2 separate regions of the Mus musculus genome follow, and region 1 is linked to region 2. A link is a loop called in an ENCODE intact Hi-C map of the cell type or tissue named here. Cell type or tissue: heart. All regions are shown on one strand. Each heading gives the region's core, and the rest is flanking DNA. Links, peaks and the distances in the headings are about the cores only.

Region 1 (5,369 bases), core at 319-5,318, 410 kb after region 2:
GGCTCTGGCTTGGGACGTGAGGATGATCTAGTGTTTCTCTAGTATTAAACTGCAGGGTAAACAATCGGCTCCACTGCCCTGCACTCACTGCCTTCCAAGGAATGTGGAATTGGGAAGGGAAGTAGCTCTGTGTGTGTGTGTGTGTGTGTGTGTGTGTGTGTGTGTGTGTGTGTGGAGGGGGGGGTTCCACTCGTAACTTAAAATTCTTGCGGCTCTGTGCCACTTGGACCCCTCACGGGGCTCCCTGCTCCTGGTCACAACGGTCAAGGACAAGAGTCCATCCTCAGACTGGGCTGTCGAAGCATTTAGAGATGAGCAAGGATGAGACACTGACTTTTTCTTGTATGCCATATTTAAATCAACTCATTGCTAGTGGATTTCTCTAGCAAAAACACGGCCACCCAGACTGGGTGGCCAGAAGTAGCCTGGAGGGAACAGCCCCCAGACAATGCTGGTGGACCCAGACCCTCCTGTTCCTACATGGCTGGAGCAGACTCATGCAACGTTCCATATTTCATTTCTTGTCTGTTAATCAGGAATTCCATCCTCTGTTGTTTAGGGGCACAAGCTAGGTATCCCACCTACTTACTACTGGGGGAGGAAGAGTTCAAGTTCAAAGTCAGTCTGGGCTGCAGAGTAATGATACAAGACCAGCCTGGGCAACTTGGAAGAGACCCTGTCTCAAAGTAAACAGGGCGGAGGACGTGGCTTAGCAGGAGAGCATCTGCCTGCCTAGAATCTCCCAGTGAGGGGCTGAGGTGTCTCCACAGTAAGCCACTTGCCTTCCATGCTCAATGAGGTCCCGCATTCCATACCTCATACCATTAAAAGAGAGGGCTGGCAGGGCAGTGGTGTGGCATGCCTTTAATCCCAGCACTTGGGAGGCAGAGGCAGGCCGATTTCTGAGTTCGAGGCCAGCCTGGTCTACAGAGTGAATTCTGGGACAGCCAGGGATATACAGAGAAAGCCTGTCTCGAAAACAAACAAACAAACAAAAAGGGGGGGGACCACCTCTGGCTTTCATTACAAGTCCTAGCCTACCTAGGCCCTTGCTCCCTGTTCGTCTGGTGGACCTTTGAGTGCACCTTTGGGAACACCTCTCTGCACCTCTCTGACCTCGGGCCCTCAGCTAGGCACTGGGTGGCACCATCTCCCATCTTATTTTGTGGCGCCTCTGTAGATGGGGAGGCTCCCATGCTGTGCCCCAGTGCCCGGCTGGAGATCTGTAAATGAAAGGACAGCAGAGACTGGACACGGTGCCCCTCGTACCAGACTGCAGTCATGCCCTGACTCCTTCGACTTTCGGATTAATATGCAAACAGTCACAGAGGGCCATCTGCTGCTCTAGGCCTGCTGGATTGCTATAAGGGGACCTGCTTGCTGTGCACCGGGAGACTCAACTTTGGCTGCATGTTTTAAAATTAAGTGCTTCAAAAATGACTTCTAGATGTTTATTTCCCTTTGTAGTGATGATCAGAAGCCTTGGCAAACAACACTCAGCGGTAGGAGCTCACAGCTCAGGAAGGCAGAGGCTGTGGCAGGCATTTTGCGCACGCACGTGGATTGCTCAGGCTGATTCCTGTAACCGCCCCTGCCTTCCTGGCCTGTGATAAGAAAGCTGAATGACGTACATGAGTGGTTTGGATTCTCAGAGCCTCTTGCTCTCCCCAGTTCACACTGCAGAGGAAGGAGTGCGGCCAGGCAGTCTGCTTTGGGTCCATTGAGCACAGCAGCCTATCTCTCTGTGTGCAGAGGAGCAAGCTTGGGCCAGGCAGCTTGCTTAGATACAACATAAAAACAGCGCCCTGTCTCTCTCTGAAGAGAGCTGCTGCCAGCTGCAGGAGAGCTGGGTGGGGGATAGAGAGGCTGAGACCAAATTACTTCTGCCTCAGAGCAGGCAGGGTGCCTATATGGGACCCTGGGCTGCCTTTTTCCCTGGAGGAAGAGAGAACTTATTCTTCTGCTCACAGTTTACTTGTTAACTTGGATTCTTTCCCTGACTAACACAGTTTGAGGCCTGTAGCCTCAACTACAGACACAACACCAGGAGGAGGTAGTGGGAAATAAGCAACAACAACAACAAAAATAGATAAATAGAGGCGTCCTCAGAACAAGGAGCAAACTCAGAACAGATAGTCTCCGTTTCAGTCACCGGGTAGGCGTGCACCCCCATCTGGGCTCCTGATAACCTCAGCTTTTAAAAAAACCTGGGTGTGGCTTCACCTGCAGGGAAGTGCTCAAAGCCACAGATCTTATCATGGCTCTGGTGGTTATTTTTACTCATCTTGTCACATTTGCTCCCATCACAACAATGCTCTGCTGGGTTTACAGCGCTCCTAATTCAGATGGGGAAACTCCTGTATGAAAGGGTCCCCAGAGTGGACATTGGGGTGCACAGGTCACTCTGCGTCTCTGCTGAAAAGTCAACCACGTCTCTCTGCAGACCGAGTCCTCTCTGCCTTTTGAAGCCTCTGTGGTGCTTGGAGTCCTGGGCCACCAGGGCCTTTGAGAGCTCAGAGACACATGTGACCCAGTGCTGGCCAGCCAGACTTGTAGGTTGAACTGTCCGGCTGCTGGGTCAGGACAGCTCGAGCCACAGGGAAGCTGAGAGGCTGCAGGCAGGAGCAAGTAACTAGGGCAGGTTAAGGAAAACAGGAGCCTCACTTGTGAGCACAGATCTCACTCCCCCAAGGGCTTGGCTTCATGTCTCAGTATGTTTGGGTCATTAAAGGAGGGGATTATGCTAGGACATTGTGGGGTAAGGAAGGAGAGAATGCCCAGGGAGCTGCAAGAGTCTCCTCCAGTCTGTGAACCACACAGGCATCCCCTCCCAACTACTCAGCCTACACATTCTGACCTAAATCCCCATGCATCCCCACATTAGGTTTAGCTGGATGTGTCGCAGCTTTCTTCATGAGCCCATTCAAGAGTCACGGGGAGCCGGGCGTGGTGGCGCACGCCTTTAATCCCAGCACTCAGGAGGCAGAGGCAGGCGGATTTCTGAGTTCGAGGCCAGCCTGGTCTACAAAGTGAGTTCCAGGACAGGGCTACACAGAGAAACCCTGTCTCGAAAAACCAAAAAAAAAAAAAAAAAAAAAAAGAGTCACGGGGACACTGATACACTGTACCCTGGGAGCAACCAGAGGTTCTAGTTTGGAAATCTGGACCTTGTGGTTGTTCTTCAAAGACTTACATGGCAGGTTAGGATAATGTGACTGTACCCTTAGTGTAATTATTAATAGTGTTTCCTTGCACTCACAGAGATAGTGCCTGGTCCCCTATGGGTGGAGTGGCCTCAGGACACGTCCAGAGGCGTTTCAATAGGATTAACTTATAGTTCTTTCAAGCTAGCTTAACCCCAGGTTATCAGTGCCTCTGATACATGGAGGTGGACATAGATGTCAGGTTGCTGGATCAGGACGAGAATAGGAATGCAGCTCGCAAGAACATAATCACAGACCGGGGCGCGCTAAATTGGCAGGTGCTGTTCTGGACAGCGGGTACTAAGTTAGTCCTAGTCAGCAAGCCTGAGGACCGAAGAAACTGTATCCCTTCACTTGGGGTTCTAGTTGCTGGTACTGCCTCCCGTGCCCGATGAATGTTCAGGGCCGATGGCGCAAGTTCCGCTATCTCTACGCACGGGTTCCAAATGTCCTGACGCTCTTAACCAACAGAAGGGACGAAGATGGTAACCGTAGCGTCCTAGGAGAGCCCGTCCGCCTCCTCGGGCAGCAAACCCACCGCCCGCCGCGGGTTCAGGACCACACTCCCTGTCCCTGGCGTCCACCCAGCGCAGCCTGGCGCGGTCTCCTCCCGCCTGGAACAGAGCATTAGGGGCTCCCCTCCCCGGGCCCCACTCACCGCTCGCTGGGCGGCGGCCCGCGCACCGGCCGCGGGCGGGCAGCTGGGCTTGCAGGAGGCAGCGGAGCTCACGGCGCGCACGCCGTGGGGGCTGTGTACACACGTGACCCCGTCCCGCCCCCGGGGGCTGCTCGCGTGGTCCCGCCCCCGCCCGCCGAGCAACGCCGTCAGGCCCTGCCCTCTCTCCCGACCCACAGCTCGGTGGCTCCGCCCTTTTCTTGGAACCGGTGCTTAGTTCCCGCAGGCTCCGCCCCCAGTCCGAACGGACAATCCCCTTGGCCAGCCACGGCCGGCCGCCTTAATGCTGGAGGGCGGCGCACCTGCCCCCATTAAAGTTTGTAATTTCCCCGACCTGTGCTTCCCCGGTCCTAGAGGCGTCTAAGTGGAGCTGTCCGGAGAAAACAGCTCCGACCCACTGTGTAGCTGCTGTCCAACATGAAAGTGGGAATGGTGCCATTTAGAGTATTTGCCTAACAGTCAGGAAGCCCGGCGTTTAGTCCTCAACACCACATAAGCCAGGGGTAGTGGTGCGTGCATACATGTAGTCCCAACACTCAGGAGATAGAGCAGGGAGGATCAGAAGTTCAAGGCTGTCCCTGGCTACATAGTCACCTGAAGGGTATCCTGGGATACATGAGATCTTAAAAAACAAAGAGTAACAACAACAAAATACACACACACACACAGATAGCCTAACTGGGCATGATGGTGCCCATCTATAATCTCAGCACTCAAGAGGCAGAGCAAGGACTGCCATAAATCCAAGGCTGTTGTAGCTTACATAGCAAATTCTGGGCCAACTGGGGTTGCAAAGTAAGACTGTCAAAAGTGGGGGGAGGGTCCTGGAGTTGTTGGCCCAATTGCAAGCAGGAGGACCTATGTTTGATCCCTCAGAACCCATGTCAGAAAGGTTGAGTGTGGTAGCATGTGCTTGTAGTGCTAGGGAGGTGGCAGGCGCTGGGGCCCTTTGGGCCAGCCTATCTAACTTTCACATTTCAGGCCACCAACCACCCCCACCCCCAAAAAGCCAACCCTGTCTTATAAAAAACAAGGTGGACAGCACCTGAGGAATGATGGCCAAGGTGGACCTCTGGGCTCCATAGGCACATAATCTAAAATGAAAGTAAACCATAAATAATTGACCCTCAGGATTCCTGGTGAGACTCTGAAGTGTCAGGGTTCCTGGGCCTTCCAGAGGGTTCCTGTGAGGTTTCACTCACAACTGGGGAGTGCTGCTGGTGAACCGAGCACCCTCCTAGTGCAAGGCCCCACTGGCTGCCTGCTCTGCACCACCCGAAGCACAGCACAGATGTTCAGAGTAAGAGGGCCCAGCCGCCGACTCGGCTGCGGGCGGTCCTCCCATTGAGCAGGCATGTCCCCGAGCTAGACATCTTGGACATGGTAGGGTGTGTGAATTGCTGTCTGACCTCGTGCTCTGAGGTTGATATTTGAAAAATCCCACAGAGCTGGCCTCCCTCGTGCTGCAGGGAGGGCTCCTAAGGGTCAGG
Region 2 (5,369 bases), core at 223-5,222:
GCCGGTCAGCTGATTAGAAAGTGACACCAGTTACTCAGGCCCTTTCGGGGTCCCGGCCGGGGGCGAGGTGGGGGCGAATTCTACGCCGACGGAAATGGCCAGGTGCGCACGGCTCCCGGGTGCCACTCTCCCGCACGTGGTGGGTCCCGTGTGGGCCTTGAGCTAGGTCCCGCGTGGCACGTGCTCGAGGCCCAGGCTGGGTCCCGCGGCCTTCGGGGTGCTCCTCCCGCAGGTGCACGAACTCTGGGTTCCCCTACCCAGTTCCCGAAGCCCCTCACTCACCCGGGTCGCGCGCGGGGCCGGGCGCGGCGGCTCCTTGCGGACACGCACTCTTCACAAGCGCTTCTGCTCTCGCGCTCCCCTTAGTCGCCGTCTCCGCCTGCGCGCTTCGGACTTCTCGTTCCGACTCGGCGAAGAACAACAAGTCCCTGCCACCCGCCGCCCGCCGCCGGCTCCCCAGTACTGACACCGCTTCCGGGATCGCGCGTCGAAGCGCGTCACCGCCCCGCCCCCGCGATGGCCACGCCCCTAGTGATCACGCCCCTGTTGCTCACGCTTCTTCGCTCACCAAAACCACGCCCTCTCTGGCCGCGCGTCGGCACCACGCCCCTGATGGCCACGCCCCTCGCTGCCCCAGTCCCTGGGTCCTCCTACATGCTTCCACGTGCAGTTGTCTCATTGCTGAGCTCCTGGCCCTGTCCATCCCCAACACACCCGGGGCGGGGTCTGTGCTCCTTTCCCAAGGTAGGGGGTGTCAGGCGAGCGTGACGCACACTGGGTATGGACCCCACGTTTCCTTGAACTTTCAGCCTGGGCATTATGTCTCTATGTCACCCACTGTCGTCTATGCTACTCACTGTGATCCTGAGGCTGCTGGAGCCTCCCCGGGTCTTGGCAGAGAGAATAGAGGCCAACTGGCTAGTGACCATGTTCTGGACCTAACACCAAGCCCACGTCAAGGTGGCGAAGTGGCTCAGTTACACCACATAATCAGCAAGGCAGATGCACCCTACAAAGGAGAAAGAGATATGTATGTAGCATCCTCTTCTGACCCATACCATGACCTTTTGATTTATATCTGAGACAGAGGTAAGGTCTCACTGTGCAGCTCAGAGTGGCCTGGAACACTTATAAAACTTTATTTTTTTTTTTTACTTATTTATATGTGTGTTCATATGTATGTGGATTGGTGTGCACACACTACCACGAATGTGTGGAAGTCAGAGGGCAACTTTAGGGAATCTGTTTTTTCTTTCCACTTTTGGGTTCCGAAAATTGAACTCAGACTTGGTACCTTTACCCACTGAGCCACCTCACTGGCACTGTCTTGAAGCTCTTAATCCTTCTGCCTTCACCCTAAGTGCCTTCACCTAAGCCTGCCCCTCCCCCTCCCCCTCCCCCTCCCCCCTTCTCCCTCTCCTCCCTCCCTCTCCTCCCTCCCTCTCCCTCTCCCCCTCCCCCTCCCCTCCCCCTCCCCCCTCTCCCTCTCCCTGTAAGCAATGGATAGTGTCTTAGTTAGGTTTTTACTGCTGTGAATAGTCACCACGACCAAGGTAACTCTTATAAGGACAACATTTAGTTAGGGCTGCCTTATAGGTTCAGAGGTTTAGTCCATTATCATCAAGGATCATGGTAGCATCCAGGCAGTCATGGTGCAGGCAGAGCTGAGAGTTCTACATCTTCATCTGAAGGCTGCTAGGAAGACTGACTTCCAAGCAGTAAGGATGAGGGTCTTAAAGCCCACACCCACAGTGAGACACCTATTCCAACAAGGCCATACCTCCTAATAGTGCCACTTCCTGGGCCTAACATATTCAAACCACAACAGACAGAAAGCCATATCTCTCTGACTTGGGGATGCATGGACATATGGCTGTTTTCCATAGGCTTCGGTGGGGGCAAGAGCACACACAGAACTTCCTGTACTCTAGCGCAGTGCAGCAGTTGGATTCCTAGATGTGCCTAGGAGTCCCAAGATGTCCTTACATGGGAGCCATCCCCCTTTTCCTGTCTCAGACGGACAAAACTGCAGGGTGTTGGTACTGCTACCCTTGGAGGGGAGGCAATGCCCAGAATGCAATTTAACGTCCTCCTTTCAGGCCGAAGTGATGCTCAGGGCTGAGAACGGGATGAGCAGGAGGCATCCCTGAGCCCTAGCAACATGGCTCTCAAGCCCACACACTGTGCCTTCCCAGGACTATTTAGAGCGAGTCTATGAGGCACTCTGGAAATATGTTGGAGGGTGACAGGCACAAGCATCCGGAAACCCGTGGTTTTCTGTGTGGTCAGTTCCACAGTGTAGCTCAGTGTGCTGCAGGCACTGTGACCTCTTGCAATGGGCCTCACATCTGTTCTTGCTCCTAAATGTCCTTCTGGTGTTTGCCACTAAGGGGAGCCACCCAGATCCGTCCAGGTCAGCTACAACCTGCCAAGAGCAGCTCAGCCTACCAATAACAACATTAGTGATGTCCATCTCACCAGGATACTCTCAGAGCTGTCCTCCAAGTTCTGAAGGACCCTTCCTTCATCCTCACTGCCACCACCATGCATAGCTGGACCTGCTCCAACTGGTCCTCTCGAGTCAGGCAGGTTTGCTGCCATTTATCTGAGTCCAATAACGCTATTTTCATGGAATTTTTGTTAGGATATCTTATTCTCCTTAGTTCCTTCAAGCAAGAGATTTATTTGAAAAAAAAAAAAAAAAAGCCGGGCATGGTGGCGTATGCCTTTAATCTTTAATCCCAGCACTTGGGAGGCAGAGGCAGGCAGATTTCTGAGTTCGAGGCCAGCCTGGTCTACAAAGTGAGTTCCAGGACAGCCAGAGCTATACAGAGAAACCCTGTCTCGAAAAACCAAAAAAAAAAAAAAGGCCCTGTGTGGTGGCTCATGCCTTTCATCCCAGCAGTGGGAAGGTAGAGGCAGAGGTGAATCTCTATGAGTTCAAGGCTAACCTGGTCTACATAGCAAACTCCAGGACAACTTACAGAGACCCTGTGTCAAAAAATAAAAATCCAGAAAAATAGGGGCAGGGCAAGCAGAAGGACTTGAGTTTTGACTACAGAACCCAAATAAAAAGGTGGGGTGCTGGGGAGATGGCTCAATGGTTAAGGGCATTTAAGAGTTTGCCCTCTCTCTCTCTCTCTCTCTCTCTCTCTCTCTCTCTCTCTCTCTCTCTCTCTCTCTCTCTCTCTTTCTTTTTGGCAAAGGACTTGGGTTCAGTTCCCAGAGCTCACAAGGCAGCTCTTAAACTCTCTGTGACTACAATTCCAGGGAATCCTACACCCTTTTCTGATTTTCAAGGGCACTTGGCACACATGGTACTCAGACATATATGAAGGCAAAACATGGTCACGTTAAAAAAATACTGGGGGCTGGAGAGATGGTTCAGCGGTTAAGAGCACTGACTGCTCTTCCGGAGGTCCTGAGTTCAAATCCCAGCAACCACATGATGTGATCTGGATGCCCTCTTCTGGTGTGTTTGAAGACAGCTACAGTGTACTTATATATAATAAATAAGTAAATCTTTTTTTTTTTTAAAGATTTATTTATTTATTATATGTAAGTACACTGTAGCTGTCTTCAGACATTCCAGAAGAGGGAGTCAGATCTCATTACAGATGGTTGTGAGCCACCATGTGGTTGCTGGGATCTGAACTCTGGACCTTCGGAAGAGCAGTCGGGTGCTCTTACCCACTGAGCCATCTCACCAGCCCATAAGTAAATCTTTTAAAAAATAGAAAAGAAAGAGAAAATACTGAAAAGGTAACATGTGGTGGTATACATGGGTTAGCCCCGCACTGGAGACGTGAGTCAGGAGGGTCTTTGGGGTGAGACAAGCCGGTGAGAGGCTCTGTCAGAAGAAACAAGGTGGGTGGCACAGCAACAACAGCTTAGCTTTCCCTCTGGTCTCAACATACACAAGCCTGTGCACACACAGAGTCACAGACGACACTGGTGGTACACACCTGTAATACCAATACCTGGGAGACTGAGGCAGGAGGGTCATGAGTTTAACAACCTGAGTTGTATATGAAGACATTGGAACTTGACAGTCCCCTGTCTACACCTCCGGAGTGTTAGGATTATGGCTGGGTGCCACGCCCGACCCAGTTCACATGGATTCAGTTGTTGAGCGGCTGGGGAGACCTGTGATTGTGGCTTGGCTTGCCCAGACAAACGCTCTCTTTTATAATGGCTTTTATGGGAGAGGCGATGTTGGTTACACCCTGATAATCTATCCCTTACTGCCCTGGGAAGGGTCCTGTCCCTTGGGTTAGAGCCGAACTCACCCTTCATCCCAGCTGTTTTGGGCTGGTCCTTAGGGAAGGGCAATCTATGTTCATAGGGAGGCTGGGAGTCCACACTCAAGTGCTCGCCCACACTCCTTCCTCCAGAGAGCAAGTAGGAACTCAGATGGCTCTGGCAAAGCTGGAGAAATGGAAGCAACCTGAAGCTAGCAACATAGTTCATTCAGCAGTAAGGCTACAGACAGGAGTGGGTCAGCACAAGCCTGATGGGAAAGGGTAGCGCCTTCACCCCATTGGTCCCCCTACAGACCCCTGAAAATGAAGAGGCCAGACTCCAGGATGTTGTATGGTGTCTCCTTAGAACATGACCCTCCCAGAGCTGATGGGGCAGCCAGCACCAGCCACTGAGGCCTGTGAGTTGGATGTCATGCCGGTGGAAGTTCCTACCGGTGCGAGTGCTGCCTCCTGCTTGAATGATGGATGTAGTGTTGTCAGGACTGCCCCCTTACCTTCATAGGGGAGAATCAATGAATGAACAGAGACTGCGCACTTGTCCAGCCACAGTTATGTCCTCAGGGATGTTTCTCAGAGTCAAGTTCCCTCCCAAAAGAGTGGGGCTAGTGAGCTCCCATCCCCAGCACTCTATGAGGGCTGCAGGGAGAGCTACAGGTATTCATAATGGCTTCCAAGGAAAAGACAATGCACTGGCTTTGGCTACCAGGACAAGGGGGGGTCTTAGGGCTGTAGAGAAGAGAGGCCTGAAGAGGGTGGTTAGAGTTTAGATTTCAAAAGCTCCTGACACTTTGTCCAGCTTCGTGGCCTTGGACACATAGTCACCAGATCAGTGCCCAGGGCCTCCACTTTAAAATGATAATCACTTCGATGAAAGGGGCCAGTAGAGAACAGGTGCTTCCCAGAGTGGGGATGTGGTTCAGCGCTTACACAAAGCCCTGAGTTCCATCACCAGCACCAAACGTGTGGGAGTACACGCCTATAATCCCAACACTAAGTGGAGGCAGGGGGAGCAGGAGTACAAGGTCATCTTTGCCTATCTAGCGAGTGTGTGGCCAGCCTGGGCTATATTAAAACAAAGTGCATCGTAACCTGCCCAGCATCCATGTT

Evidence for each region. Peaks named below come from ENCODE experiments on the same cell type or tissue, not always from the same donor. Only the 100,000 strongest peaks of a DNase experiment are listed, where the experiment ranks them.
Region 1: it touches region 2 in a loop (2.9-fold over the local background); 1 of 42 quality-filtered maps calls a loop at or near these places.

What each region holds. Positions count from the first base shown.
Region 1 is chr5:139,379,236-139,384,604 of GRCm38, reverse strand. All of the region lies in intron 2 of 3110082I17Rik (RIKEN cDNA 3110082I17 gene), which reads left to right. Gpr146 (G protein-coupled receptor 146) reads right to left here and starts at 3,966. Exons shown (of 2, transcript NM_030258.5): 1 at 3,862-3,966. In heart, for the core only: a CTCF peak has its summit at 3,285; DNase peaks (open chromatin) are centred at 1,684, 2,234, 2,534, 4,044 and 3 weaker places; H3K4me3 peaks cover 4,226 bases; H3K27ac peaks cover 4,835 bases.
Region 2 is chr5:139,786,626-139,791,994 of GRCm38, reverse strand. It overlaps Mafk (v-maf musculoaponeurotic fibrosarcoma oncogene family, protein K (avian)), which reads right to left and starts at 459. Exons shown (of 3, transcript NM_010757.2): 1 at 283-459. In heart, for the core only: CTCF peaks have their summits at 520 and 2,384; a DNase peak (open chromatin) is centred at 544; H3K4me3 peaks cover 876 bases; H3K27ac peaks cover 1,226 bases; H3K27me3 peaks cover 276 bases.